Linked DNA regions of Homo sapiens: regions 2 and 3 are each linked to region 1. A link is a contact called in ENCODE Hi-C or POLR2A ChIA-PET data. All regions are on one chromosome and are shown on one strand. Each heading gives the region's core, a stretch centred on a gene start or an enhancer-like site at or near the end of the contact. The rest is flanking DNA. Distances are from core to core; before and after follow the strand shown. Region 1 holds the start of FGGY-DT (FGGY divergent transcript). Region 2 holds the start of PGM1 (phosphoglucomutase 1). Region 3 holds the start of ALG6 (ALG6 alpha-1,3-glucosyltransferase).

Region 1 (2,651 bases), core at 48-2,547:
GGTTCAACACGGCTGCTGGAGCAAATAAAAAATCAAATACACAAAAGCCCAGAGAAAGAGCCATCCACAGAGGCCAGGCAACAAATCCACTTATTCAAGTCTAGCCAAGATGAGACCCCCTTGCCACAGTGCATGAAACCAGCATATTCCACTTATTCCATTCTTGGGGTACGTTGAAACAGATCTGGAAGCAATGTCTTCTGTGTATTAAGCATCTAACACTTTACAAAGCATTTTCATATGTCTTACCACATTTGTTCTTCATAATGTTCTGAAAAGGTAAGATGAATACATCTTATTATTCCTATTGAACACTTGATTCACACAGCTGCTAAGTAACAGATTCCAACGAGTCTATAGCTAGGTCTTTGGGTATGTTGCTGGTAATGAAAAGGTGAACAATCATGGTGCAGAAGAAAGAAAATGAGCCAAACCAGGATCCCTGGTAGAGTTGTAGTGCAAAGACTGGGGTTAATTGTGTGGCCTCAGCCTCACTGGGCTGTTCTCCTCACCTGTAAGACCAAGATAAGAGCACTTATTTACTTCGGGGTTGTTGTGAAGATAGCAGACAATCTTAGTGCACCTGCCACTTAAGATCCGTTCAGTGAAATTATTACCTTTCACAGGTGTGTCTTTGGAAAATCACTTCCCTTTCCTGGATCTCAGTTTTCTTTTCTAGGAAAACAACATGTTTGGACTCAGCGACTGCTAAACTGTCTCCCAAACCTCGAACTCCCTCAGCCTGGGATCCTGCCTTTTATGAAAATAGTTCGGATTGGAGCTCAGGTTGGAATTCTCGCTTTAGTTGCTTGCTAGCTGTGTGTCCCAGTAAAAGCTAAAAATTTCGGATTCCCCACATCTGTAGAATAGGGATACATAACATGCAGCTTATTAGAAAGGGAAGGCATGTGAGAATTAAATTAGGTCCGTGTCCAGTACCCACTAAATTGTAAAAACTTCTCAAAGGCAGGGACCCATCTGTTTTGTAGATTTACAGAATGTCATACGTTGAAGTACGGGGGTTCGCCACGGGATTAGAAAATTTCTGTAGAGTAAGGAACAAGACACAAGGTAAGCATTCAAGAATTGTAACCATGCAATATTCTTATTTCTTACAGTCGCCTACAACAGTCCTGGTGTTTAGTAAACGGTCTGACACACACACCCATCAGGGGCTGCGGAGAGTCCGCCTGGGTAAGCTCCGCAAGGTGAGTCCCCAGAGCCGGGAACTCGCAGCCTGAGCAGACGCAGCGTAGCCGATCTTGGGTCCGCGCTCCTCCCGCCTTGCCCAGCCCTGCCCGCGGTTGGCTAGGCCCCAGGGAACGCTGCAGCCGCGGGGTGGGCAGGCGACGGCCAATCCCACGCCCGGTTCAAAGGGCCAATCAGGCCGCGCTTTACAGGGGCCGCGCTTTACAGGGGCCGCGCTTTACAGGGGCCGCGCTTTACAGGGGCCGCGCTTTACAGGGGCCGCGCTTTACAGGGGCCGCGCTTTACAGGGGCCGCGCTTTACAGGGGCCGCGCCGGCGGGGGCGGGATCGCGCGCAAGGCGGGGCTGTAGCCGCCCCGGGACCGCCCTGCTCAGGCGCCGTGGGGTTCGGCGCGGCTACGTGCAGAATCCGTCTAGCTAAAATGTAATTTCAGATTGGACAAGTACTGTAAGTGACCCTCCTCTCAGTCCCACGTGGGCGCTGGGGGCTTTTGCTGGTGCGCAGGCTCTTAGCGCGCACGCCCAGAAAGAGGCTTCTCCAACCCGGCCCGGCCCTTCCTTCCCCTTTCCCGCAGTCGTTGCCTCCTCCTCCCCTGCCTCCTCCTCCCCTTCCTCCTCCTGGCCGCTTAGTCTCACACCCGCCGGGCCGTTGTTCCCGAGACGTTGTTGAGTCCCCTGTGTCCTCTTCTGGGTGAGGCGTCCGGCCACTTAAGGGAAGGGAAGGGAAGGGTCGGCCTTGACTGCATCCCCAAGGCTGCCTATTAGGTGTCTGGAACCCGTGCTGCTTCCTCTCCGATCAGTGCCCACTTATCTGTATTCAGTACTCTTTCTCTCCTCCCCTTACCCTTGTAGGACATTTTCCTGGCATTTGAGGAGCCTTTAATTCACGTCTGGCTACCGAAGGCATTTTTAGGCTAGTGTTGCTTGTAGATTTAAACGCTTCCAGCACTTGTGATAATGTTTGAGGCACAGCTGAGTTTAGATGAGATAATGCTGTTTGGTTACAGTTATCCTGAGTAGAAAGGCCTAGGGATATCTTTTCATTTTTAGCCGTTTCCTTTTTATTTAAAGATTGACAAGGGGCCGGGCGCGGTGGCTCACGCCTGTAATCCCAGCACTTTGGGAGGCCAAGGCGGGTGGATCACGAGGTCAGGAGATCGAGACCATCCAGGCTAACACGGTGAAACCCCCGTCTCTACTAAAAATACAAAAAATTAGCCGGGCGTGGTGGCGGGCGCCTGCAGTCCCAGCTTCTCGGGAGGCTGAGGCAGGAGAATAGCGTGAACCCAGGAGGCGGAGCTTGCAGTGAGCTGAGATCGTGCCACTGCACTCCAGCCTGGGGGACAGAGCGTCTCAGAAAAAAAAAAAAAAAATTGACAAGGTGCAAAATGGTGAATTTCCCTCATCATGGGCTGTTTTCCACTAAAGCACTTCTGTGTCTTAA
Region 2 (2,651 bases), core at 152-2,651, 4.3 Mb after region 1:
TCACAGGTGAATGATATGCTCTGGTTTTGGAATTGGGGAAGGGGAGCTAATATTTTTGAAGGCCTCTATGTTTCAGGCACCAGGCTAGATGATTTACTTCTAACAGCTGATTATGATTGAATTTGTTTGGACTGGGTCATTTAGAAACCACCTCAAGTAATTCTACTGTGAGCATGGGTCACAGTAGGATTCTACTGTGTATCCATGACTGAGAATTTCTGACATACAAAACCCCATTAAATCTTGCAAAAATATTCCAAAGTAGGTGATATGTTTATTTTACAGTAAGGAAATTGATGCCCACGGACATTAACTAACTTTCCCAAGAGCACACACCTTGTAAAGCCAAGTTTTTTGCCACTTTACCAAAATGACAGGTTTCTTGAACAGAGGAGACAATCACTCTCATCAAATTAAGGGAGATACTAAACCGAAAAGCAAGAAAGACTGAAGATTCCTACTTAATAATCAAATCCCCTTGGTTGACCTTGCTATCCCCCGTGAAACTTTTCCAGCCATGTCAGTCCTTGTTTGTTGATCTCCTCACTTTATTTCTATTACATGAGTAACTGGCTAATTTTGATGGTGTTCATACTTATCCTTACCATATATTTGCTCCTACATTTGTCAAGTCCTGCTTGTACATTTCCTAGTTGCCAACCTGGTGTCACAGCGGGCAAATCATGGGAAGAGCCCTGGTTTTGGAGCCAGACCACCTGAATTGGCCTCCCGCATGGACTTAGCTGTGTGGCAATGAGACAAGGCATTTTATTCTTTGAATTTCAGTTTTGTAAGCATAAAAAGGGGAAAAATAAAACCCAGAGTTTAGTAAGGTTTAGAAACGCTACACTCAGCAAGTCATAGCTAAGTCACCGTCACCAATGGTAGTCAAGTGTGTGGTGCAGCAGGAAACATTTGGAGTCGACTCCTTTACGGAACTCAAATGCCCTCACATTTAGGGAGAAATAGAAAGAATTACGACTCATGAAATCGAGCTGGGGCTGGCACTTCTGACCCTCCCAACAGGTTTCCAGAAAGCTATTTACACACGATGCATTCGCCAAACCACTGGAAATCATTCTACCCTGTACTTTTTTCCACCCTGCCTCACGTCCTTGCCCTATGACCGGGTTCCTACCCCAACCTCTGCCCCAACACTTAGAGGAGGAGTTGCGGGCCTCTTTTTACAGTGGATAGGATTCCGAAGGGGAGAGTAAATCAGTAAGGCTCCACCCATTTCACAGGAGGCCTAGAGACCGGCGCTCCCCTTTCCCCTCCCGCCGGACCTGCCAGGAGGTGGGCTGGCGCGGAGGGAGGGCCCTGTCCCCTGTCCCTTTAAGGAGGAGGGCCAAACGCCGGCCTAGAGTGCGGCGTAGCCCCCACCCGCCGTGCCCTCACCCCAGAGCAGCTGCAGCCTCAGCCGGCCGCCCCTCCGCCAGCCAAGTCCGCCGCTCTGACCCCCGGCAGCAAGTCGCCACCATGGTGAAGATCGTGACAGTTAAGACCCAGGCGTACCAGGACCAGAAGCCGGGCACGAGCGGGCTGCGGAAGCGGGTGAAGGTGTTCCAGAGCAGCGCCAACTACGCGGAGAACTTCATCCAGAGTATCATCTCCACCGTGGAGCCGGCGCAGCGGCAGGAGGCCACGCTGGTGGTGGGCGGGGACGGCCGGTTCTACATGAAGGAGGCCATCCAGCTCATCGCTCGCATCGCTGCCGCCAACGGGGTAAGGGATGCGCGGCCCCGCGCCGCTGTGCACCCTGGCGCGTGTGCGACGTGCGGCCCGCGGCGCCCTCCCTCGCTCGGGGCCGGCCGCTTCCGCGCGCTGCCGCCTCGGTTTCCACCTCCCGCTCCTCCCTCTCCTTCGCGCTCGCTCTTCTGGCCTGGAGGCCCGACGGAGGTCGCCGGGCTGGGGAAAGTGGCCACGGGACCCGGCAGACCTGCTCGCCTGACTCCCGGGGCGCCGGGAGGTGCGGGCGCGGAGCCTCCCAAGGTCACGCCCGACTCTCCGTCTCTAGCCGCTGCCTTCCCTCTCCCCGTCCCCCGCCCCTCCCGAGGCGTCTGACATTTGCCCTAACCTTGCAGCCTTGGAAGATACGATTACGGCGCAGAGTGCTGTCGCCTTAAGCAGGAAAGGTTAGACTGCCGCCGCCTCGCCCAGAGCCCCCTCGCATCCCGCCCGCTCCTCTGCTATTCTCGGCTAGGACTGGCGCTTCCCGCTGGCTCGGAGCCCGACACTGTGGGGCAAGGGTGGCGAGAGCACCCATCCCCCTGGGGCGTCAGGTTGGCAGATCTCAGCAGGCGGGTGCCAATCTTTTCTCCCCGCCCCCTAGTTTGCCTTGGTTCCGAACTCCTGCCCTTTGCGCGGCCTGCTTGCTGGGGGGCAGGCGTTTGAAACATCTAGTCTCTGCCCAGTGGTGCCCGGGATCTGTTCCACCGACGGGGCTGGAGCTGAATTTTCATTAGAATGGCAACATACCCAAAGACGCCCTTACGCAAGCAAGCAGTCGTGGCAGGCCAGGAAATTACCGCAACACCTTGGTTCCGCCCCCGGCCAAGGAAAGTTAACTGACTTGATTGGGCGGGTCCACTCGGATAGGGGAAATTAAAAAAAAAAAGTTTTTCAGTAAATCTGATATATGGAAATGTGGG
Region 3 (2,651 bases), core at 91-2,590, 4.1 Mb after region 1:
GACACCATAGCCTGGTATTCAAGGCTCTCTACAATTACCAGTCCTTTCCAGCTTCATCACCCACCACCTAAACTAGAGGAAATGTTCTACACTTTTCAGCTGCCACAATATTTGGCTTGAACCATTTCCTTTGTCTAGATTCTTACTCTCATTCTCTGGGCTTATCCAGCCAGGCTTTCCTTCAAAGCTCAGCTGACTCCTCCAGGAAAAGCATTTCCTGATGGTTTGCAGTTTACAGTGAACCCTCTTCTCCTAACTCCTACAGTGCTTAGTGCATATGTAAGTAATGTAACATTTAGTATGTGTTTCCTTCTATAGCTTTTTATCCTTTTATGCATAAAAATGTCTTTCCAATGAGAATTAAATGCCTTGAGGGCAGGGACCTGCCATATTTCTCCATATTCCCAGTGCTGATGGTCTTTTAGATATAATCATATTTTAGACCTGGAAGTTCACCTAGCCCTACTGATTTCTTTCACAGTTGAAGAAACTGAGGCCCAGAGAGAAGTTATTCAGACTCAGTAGAAAGCCATAGTCCTAGCCAAATATTTGCTAACACTTACAAATTATAGGGGTTGGCTTACGTAGAATGGCAAGATTCAGAAGTGGGGAATGAGGGCACTCTCTGAACAAAGGAAGGCAAGTAAAAATCATCACAGCCGTCCATGCGTGATTGGACAGAAGCCTAGACTGAGATGGAAATAGTGGAACTGGAAAGGAAGGGATCAATGCAAAAGGAAAAGTGTGCAGGTCTTACTAACTTACTAGATAGGTATTTTTGGCAAGTTTGGGACCAGGTGATTCAAGCTGCCCGCTGGGGCACGTGTAGTGGCTACTCGAGGGCAGGGCTGTCCTTTTGCACAACGCACAGGCTCTCGCAAATGGTTGGATGTTCAATGTTTCTTACTTTAGGGGGCTGCCCAGTCTTCTTCTTCGCAGGCATGTGGCTAGAAGAAAGTGAAGCAGGTTGGCTTTCTGGCTCCTCGAGGGCACAGGCCCAGAGGTGGTGAGGACCGGCCAAGGCTCTCTGCTCAGTGCAGCAAGCCAGGGCCCGCCCCTGACAGGAATCCGTTGGCTAAGCAGCCGCTCCGGCCTTGGCCACGATCCCAGGAAAGAAGAGCAAGGGGCTTTCCACCTGCCCCTAGCCTAACCCGGGGCTGGGGACCTCTCGGGTTCCATCGGCTCTTGCCCCGCCTCCTAAGCCGGCCGCCTCCTGTCCAGGCCAGGTTGCCCGCCCCTCCCCTCACGCTCGACGGGCTCGCTCCCGCACCGGGCGCGCGGGTGGTGCGCGGGCACACGGAGGCGGAAGGCCGGAGGGGCAGTCCGCCGCGGGGGCGAGCGCGCATGCGCCTTCCTGGGACCCACGGCAGGCGCGAATCCCAGCGGCCGGCGGGCGGCGGGGTAAGAGCATGGGATCCCGGAGGTTCCGGACCCCAGGCCAGTGTGGGGAGGTGCCGGGGGCTCGGACGCGCCACGAGCCGGCGCAGAGCTGGCGACCCGTCTCCCAGCTCCGCTCCACTCCCAGGGACGCGACGCGAGGCCTCCCCAGCCCTTCCTGCAGGGTCGCTTGTGGGTCGGGTGAGGGGACGCGGTGATAGTGGTGGCACTTGCAGGCTGGGGCGGTCCTGGCACCCTTGTCCTTGCGGTTCTGAGGGCCTGGCCCTCAAGAGGAGGGGCGGAGAAACGCGAGAAGGGATCCCTTTCGCCCCATATACACGCCCGGGATAGCTGCACTCCCCGGTGTTGTGTCCACTGCGGTGGAAGGACCTTTCAGACTAAAAGGAGCAAAGTCGGTTCTGGGATGGGGACGGCGGGCTTGGCATTTGTCGAGATGCACCGTCAGGGCAAAGGAGGACGAAAAGCGCATCTACTGCCTGCCTAGCAACTTCGTGGCCAGTGGATGGGTTAGAAAATTACTGTTTTCTGATTTACAGGTGGAAAAAGTCGCAAATAACCCTTTTTCTGGTTTAAGCAGAAGAGAGTCGTTAAAAGCCTCGCATAATATCTTTAACCACACAGGGCTCAGTAAAATTAGGGTACCTCCCCGCTTCGTACACACAGACGCACACAGCTCCATTCAGCAAATACTTCTTGGGTACCTGCCTTCTGCTAACACTGTTCTACAAGTGGGGAACAGAGAGCAACGACTAAGACAGGAGGATCCCTGCTCACAGGGAGCCTTTAGTCAACACATCCAAGTAATTTCCTTTTACACTTTTTTTTTTTTTAATTGAGACAGAGTCTTGCTCTGTCGCCCAGGCTGGAGTGCAGTGGCACGATCTTGGCTCACTGCAACCTCTGCCTCCCGGGTTCGAGCGATTTTCCTGCCTCAGCCTCACGAGTAGCTGGGATTACAGGAACGCACCACCACGCCCAGCTAATTTTTGTATTTTTAGTAGAGATGGGGTTTCACCATGTTGACCAGGCTGGTCTCGAACTCCTGACCTCAGGTGATCCACCTGCCTCGGCCTCCCAAAGTGCTGGGATTACAGGGGTGAACCACTGCGCCCAGCCCCTTTTATGCTTTTTAAATTGGAATATACCATATAGAAAAATACTGTACGCAAATTATAAGTTGTAACTTGTTAATTTATCCTAAAGTCAACACATTTCCTAACCACTACTCAAATCAAGAAGGAAGATTCACAGCA

The links. Hi-C counts contacts between places; a loop is a spot of excess contacts on that map. ChIA-PET counts read pairs that join two places held with the same protein, here RNA polymerase II (POLR2A). Pooled maps may share reads with other maps.
Region 2: a loop to region 1 is called in a map of CD8-positive, alpha-beta T cell, with 6 times the contacts of the local background. The contact joins the promoter of PGM1 here to the promoter of FGGY-DT in region 1. A Hi-C loop is called at or near these places in 1 of 168 maps with a recorded cell type or tissue (CD8-positive, alpha-beta T cell) and 7 of 50 pooled maps. POLR2A ChIA-PET finds 5 or more read pairs at or near these places in 1 of 52 experiments (activated CD4-positive, alpha-beta T cell).
Region 3: a loop to region 1 is called in a map of CD8-positive, alpha-beta T cell, with 35 times the contacts of the local background. The contact joins the promoter of ALG6 here to the promoter of FGGY-DT in region 1. A Hi-C loop is called at or near these places in 3 of 168 maps with a recorded cell type or tissue (CD8-positive, alpha-beta T cell and naive thymus-derived CD4-positive, alpha-beta T cell), 1 of 37 single-sample maps with no recorded cell type and 9 of 50 pooled maps.

What each region holds. Positions count from the first base shown.
Region 1 is chr1:59,295,253-59,297,903 of GRCh38, forward strand. It overlaps FGGY-DT (FGGY divergent transcript), which reads right to left and starts at 1,298. Exons shown (of 2, transcript XR_001738089.2): 1 at 1,117-1,298; 2 at 1-512. It overlaps FGGY (FGGY carbohydrate kinase domain containing), which reads left to right and starts at 1,842. Exons shown (of 16, transcript NM_018291.5): 1 at 1,842-1,898. RefSeq lists silencers at 1,244-1,783, 1,794-1,883.
Region 2 is chr1:63,592,010-63,594,660 of GRCh38, forward strand. PGM1 (phosphoglucomutase 1) reads left to right here and starts at 1,402. Exons shown (of 11, transcript NM_002633.3): 1 at 1,402-1,725. The coding sequence starts at 1,480. RefSeq lists enhancers at 1,389-1,678, 2,379-2,438 and a silencer at 1,719-2,018.
Region 3 is chr1:63,366,287-63,368,937 of GRCh38, forward strand. It overlaps ALG6 (ALG6 alpha-1,3-glucosyltransferase), which reads left to right and starts at 1,341. Exons shown (of 15, transcript NM_013339.4): 1 at 1,341-1,401. RefSeq lists enhancers at 801-940, 1,801-1,910 and a silencer at 1,141-1,620.